Regions from separate parts of the Mus musculus genome. Here region 2 is linked to region 1. The links are chromatin loops, found by intact Hi-C in ENCODE. Cell type or tissue: gastrocnemius. All regions are shown on one strand. Each heading gives the region's core, and the rest is flanking DNA. Links, peaks and the distances in the headings are about the cores only. Region 1 overlaps Gm32200 (predicted gene, 32200). Region 2 overlaps Dtl (denticleless E3 ubiquitin protein ligase).

Evidence for each region. Peaks named below come from ENCODE experiments on the same cell type or tissue, not always from the same donor. Only the 100,000 strongest peaks of a DNase experiment are listed, where the experiment ranks them.
Region 2: it touches region 1 in a loop (2.3-fold over the local background); 2 of 42 quality-filtered maps call a loop at or near these places.

What each region holds. Positions count from the first base shown.
Region 1 is chr1:191,456,852-191,459,774 of GRCm38, forward strand. The region is part of intron 2 of Gm32200 (predicted gene, 32200); the gene reads right to left. Among named protein-coding and RNA genes, the nearest start is that of Gm32200, 6.7 kb to the right of the region's middle. In gastrocnemius, for the core only: a CTCF peak has its summit at 1,690; no DNase peak of the experiment used is centred there; H3K27ac peaks cover 2,383 bases.
Region 2 is chr1:191,553,493-191,556,415 of GRCm38, forward strand. The region is part of intron 10 of Dtl (denticleless E3 ubiquitin protein ligase); the gene reads right to left. Among named protein-coding and RNA genes, the nearest start is that of Dtl, 21 kb to the right of the region's middle. In gastrocnemius, for the core only: no CTCF peak of the experiment used is centred there; no DNase peak of the experiment used is centred there.

The sequences.
Region 1 (2,923 bases), core at 137-2,636:
AGAGTGTCCACGGGTCAGAGGTCAGAGTGTGGGGGCAGAGAGTGTCCACGGTCAGAGGTCAGAGTGTGGGGGCAGAGAGTGTCCACGGGTCAGAGGTCAGAGTGTGGGGGCAGAGAGTGTCCACGGGTCAGAGGTCAGAGTGTGGGGGCAGAGAGTGTCCACGGGTCAGAGGTCAGAGTGTGGGGGCAGAGAGTGTCCACGGGTCAGAGGTCAGAGTGTGGGGGCAGAGAGTGTCCACGGGTCAGAGGTCAGAGTGTGGGGGCAGAGAGTGTCCACGGGTCAGAGGTCAGAGTGTGGGGGCAGAGAGTGCAGGAATCAAAGCAGAGAACCGTTCCTTAGGCCTGGAACTTCAATTTGTCTTCAAGAGACAATAATGTAATATTGAATAACCATGAAGGAGCAGAGCCAGGACTTCCCAGTCAGAAGGATGTAAACACCACATGCAGGAAGCTGGCCAGCACTCTGACTGGATCAGAGGGAAGGATCTGAGGAAGAGAGAGCAACAGGAGATAAAGTTGGGGTCGTGGAGGCCAGGCTGTAAAAGCTGAAGAGCTGGTTAGAATTGCCAAATTTAGAACCTGGGAAGACGGCTCTGTGTGTAATATCACTTGCTGATCTTGCAGGGGACCTGGTTTGATCCCCAGGACCACCATGATGGCTTACAACTGCATGTAACTCCAGCTCTGGGGAGTTTAGTGCTGTCTTCTGGCCTCAACAGGCACTAGGCATATATGCGGGACACAGATCTTTATGCAGGCAAAACATTCATAGACCTAAAATTAATCTAGAACTGCTAGATTTAATATTAGATGAAAATATTAAATACTCAGCGACATATGGGACATTTTTATACCAATTTTTGCTATCTGAAATTAAAATTTAGGTGTAAGAATTGTTTATCTGGGAGCTCTGGCTGTTTGAAAAACTCAAATGATCCAGAAGGTCGGGAGACAGACTAAAGCTAACCCAACAGAGAAGCCGGGACCATTAGGTTTGGAAGTGGAATGTCCCCCCAGAGCCTCATGACTTTGAGCACCGGGTCCCCAGCTGGCAGTGCTACTTTGGCAGGTTGTCAAACCTTTAGAAGGTGTGGTGGGGTCTCACTGGAGGAAGCGGATTCCCAGGAGGCAAACTTGGGGGCTATATACCAACCCTGGCTTCCTCTGCCCTCTGCTTTCTGACCACTGGCCCAGCAACTCTGCATCATTCTTGGCCTGTCTCAGCTGCAAGGGGCCATGCCTTGCTTACAATGAGAGACTGTTGCCCCTCAAACCACGAGCCCAGATGATCCCTTCCTCTCTTGGTCCATGTTTGTTTGTTTGTTTAAGATGAGGTCTCATATAGTCACACTGGCCTCAAACTTGCAATAGAGTTGAGAATGACCCTGGGTTGACCCCCTGCCTCACCCTCCTGAATGTGAGGATTACAGGCATGTGTCGTCATGCCCATCCCTTCAGGTGCTTCTTGTCAGGTATCTGGTCACAGCATTAAGAAAAGTAACTAGTAAGACCATGGCAGAACATGCAAACACTTGTTCTACTTAAAAGATAATAATAGCCCTGGGGCTGGAAGGGTGGCTCAGCAGCTAAGAATACTGCCCGCTCTTCCAGAGGACCTGGTTTCAGTTCCCCATGTCCACAAAGTGGCTCACAACCATCTGTAACTCCAGTCCCAGGGGATCCAACGCACTCTTCTGGCCTCTAGGGACACCAGGGGCACAGACATACAAGCAGGCAACACACTCTCACATATAAACTTTAAAACAACCAAACCAAACAAACAAACAACCCAGCCCAACTTTGCTCCATTGCTAGCACATGAAAATGCAGGTGAAATATTTTCTACTTTTCCATTTTTCAGGAGAAGTTGGAATTTTGGATTATCGATCCTAATTATGTAACGCCACTGAGTATTTCCTTATTTTTAAAACACTGTGTAGGTCAAATGAAACCATGTTTGTGTTTAGCCTGAGGACTGCTGGCTTTCAATCTCTGTTTTAGCAGGCAAACATGCCTGGGTGGAACTTTTAAGTACAATATACATGCCTGTAGAAAAAGCAAACATCCAGGGACTAAGGTCAACAAGAAAGCTTTCTTCCTCCTGTCTCCCAGCATCCTGTCCCTCTCCTGGGAAGCCTCCTGTCATGTGTACACACAGGCTAAGGATCTTGAAATGTATTCTATAGTCTGGAGGATGGAGTAAATCTCTAAACTGAACATTCAAGAAACTCTAGTGAACTTTGCATGTTTGTGTGCATATGTGTAGCTGTGTGTATATAGAAATACATACACGTGTTAGAGTTTGAATTGTGTTGAAGGCCTGGCTTGCAGCTGATGATACTATTTTGGGAGGCAGTGGAAACCTTAGGAGCAGGATGTACCTGGAAGAAATAGGTCACGAGGGGGTGTGCCTTTGGGGGTGTGCCTTTGGGGGTGTCTTGTCCTTGGGCCCCTCCTGTTGCTTTGCCTGCTTCTGGCCGGCACCAGGTGAGCAGCCCTGCTCCAGCACACACTGCCTAAGCTCTTTTTCACTACCAGGATGGTCATTGCTGTGGAAAATTAGAAACATCCGACCCTTGTCTTAGAGTCTGATAGAAACCGTGGGGTGGGTGGTCTCAAAACAGAATCTCATCATGCGTTGTTAGATAAAGTCATTACTGAGATTTCAAAATCACAGGTGCGTAAAGAAAGAACAGAATATGGAATTATCACTTCTAGGGACAAGCATAATGTTGCCTATCTCCAACCCCAGGGGGCAGAGGCAGGAAAATACCTGTGAGTTCCGGGCTGGTCTGGTTTCTGGGAAGTTCCAGGCCAGCCTAAGCTACATAGTTAAGATGCTGTCACAAACCAACCAAACAGCAAACAGAAAGTCACTGTCGCTTTAATTTTCTAGTCTAAATATAAAAACGCACAGACCATAA
Region 2 (2,923 bases), core at 195-2,694, 97 kb after region 1:
CAATCTACGTAACTCAACATAACATAAACTTGCTATGGAATTGACCAAATGTCATATGACAATTTCATGAAAAAGAATGCAGGATGCCTAATCCTATCTTATCCTATAGGACTTTCTCCACTGATCTTACCACTGTGAGCTTTGAGGGTACGTCTCACTTTTTCTAGACTGTAGTAATTTAAACAGAATAAAGCCTCAAATATTTGTTGCATGAAAAAGGTAAAAATAAGTGAAAAGAATCATTTGAATTTTGGCTGACATGCCGAAGTTGTTTATTATTATTATTGGCATTTTTTTTTTCTCTGTGTAGCCCTGGATATCCTGGAACTCAGAGATACACCTGTTTTGTTTTTTTTTTTTTTTTAAATCTAACTCTTTAACAGGCTGAGTGATAGACAGACCCAGAGGGGCATAATATATGCTCATCTGTAAACTGCTTCATCAGGGTTAGGTTTCTTACTAGATAATCCATACCATTTAAAAAAACACACTGGGAGAAAAAAATACTTTGTATTTATACCTTTTAAATAAAAACAAGACCAAAAATTGGTTCTCAGAGTTAAGAGCACTGAGTTTTTCTAGAGGCCCGGGGTTCAATTCCCAGCACCTACACAATGGCTCAATAATAGCCTTTAACTGTACACACAGATATAACATTCAACAACAACAAAACCCCTCACTATGATAAAGACCTGCAAAATAGAAGTTCCTTCATTCTGATCACTGCTTCAAAGCTGAAGTTATTTATCTTTTGCACTGAACTATGAACAGAAAATTATTATTATTATTATTTTTTTAAAGATTTATTTATTTATTATATGTAAGTACACTGTAGCTGTCTTCAGACACTCCAGGAGAGGGCGTCAGATCTTGTTACGGATGGTTGTGAGCCACCATGTGGTTGCTGGGACTTGAACACTGGACCTTTGGAAGAGCAGTCGGGTACTCTTACCCACTGAGCCATCTCACCAGCCCTGAACAGAAAAATATAAATTGAATTTCCTACTAATCATATTTGTTTTGTTTTTCAAGACAGAGTTTCTCTGTGTAGTCTTGGCTGTCCTGCACTCTGTAGACCAGACTGGCCTTGAACTCTCAGATTTGCCTGCCTCTGCTTATCAAGGGCTGGGATTAAAGGTGTGGGCAACCATCACCTGTGACTAACCCTGTTTTTATTGCTCTCTGCTGGTCTAGGAAAAGGTGGTATAAAGCACATTGCAAATGTTTCAGATATGGCAAAAAGTCTAAAACCCAATGGCGGCTTTCATTATAATTAACTCACTTTGACTTGCTGTTGTTCTGAGGAAGCTTAAGATGGCCTTGAACTCCTGACCGACCCTCCTGCCTCAGTCTCCCAAACACTGAGATTTTAAGCATGTGGTATTATGCGTGGCTTCAACTTAATTTTTCTATGCTAAACTGAGCATGGGATGTAATTATTAGTACATTACAATACTGTGAATTGAAAACAAAAATCACAAGCATGAAGTCCTTGTCCTTTCCAAAGTCAAAGTGGAAAGGCAAGTCATCACCAGGCAACGTTTACCCGTACATTTAACTCTCTCATTTGTTTTGACATGACACAAGGTCTCTTTATCATGTAGTCCTGGTTGTCCTTAAACTCAGAGATCCACCTATCTCTGTTACCTGAGTGCTAGGACTAAGCATGTGTCAACACACCTAGCTAGCATTCTAAAAAGCAAACCTATCCACAAGAACTATTTTAAAATTGCAGAAAGGCAAACGAAACTCAAGACTCTTTGGTACTACACTATAGGAAAGTATACATAAAAGAGTACACACTTAATAATGCACCAGGGTTAGTTTACATCGTGTATGTGTGTCCTGTGAGCCGTATATACACCATGTGTATAGGAAAGTATACATAAAAGAGTGCACACTTAACAATGCACCAGGGTTAGTTTACATCGTGTATGTGTGTCCTGTGAGCCGTATATACACCATGTGTATAGGAAAGTATACATAAAAGAGTGCACACTTAACAATGCACCAGGGTTAGTTTACATCGTGTATGTGTGTCCTGTGAGCCGTATATACACCATGTGTATAGGAAAGTATACATAAAAGAGTGCACACTTAACAATGCACCAGGGTTAGTTTACATCGTGTATGTGTGTCCTGTGAGCCGTATATACACCATGTGTATAGGAAAGTATACATAAAAGAGTGCACACTTAACAATGCACCAGGGTTAGTTTACATCGTGTATGTGTGTCCTGTGAGCCGTATATACACCATGTGTATAGGAAAGTATACATAAAAGAGTGCACACTTAACAATGCACCAGGGTTAGTTTACATCGTGTATGTGTGTCCTGTGAGCCGTATATACACCATGTGTATAGGAAAGTATACATAAAAGAGTACACACTTAACAATGCACCAGGGTTAGTTTACATCGTGTATGTGTGTCCTGTGAGCCGTATATACACCATGTGTATAGGAAAGTATACATAAGAGTGCACACTTAATAATGCACCAGGGTTAGTTTACATCGTGTATGTGTGTCCTGTGAGCCGTATATACACCATGTGGAGGCCGGAGGTCAAAGATACCAGGTGTCTTTTCCATTGCCAACCTTAGATAAGTCTCTTTCACTGAACCTGAAGCTCGCCAATTCTACAAGGCTAGCTCTGGCCATAAGCCCCAGGAGTCTCCCAGGACTTCCCCAGCAAAGATTACACGTGGGTGCTAGTGATCTAAATTAAACTCAGGTCCTCATGTCTGTGTGGCAAGCACTTTACCAACTAAGCCATCTTTGCAGGCCATAAAGTATTCTTCTTTCCTTTCATTTTTATGGTTGTACTGGGGATTGAACCTAGATCACCAGACAAGTACAAGAGCTAGATTTCCCAGCTGATTTTGTCTTTTGAAGAGAGATTTGAATAGTCATATCATTAACA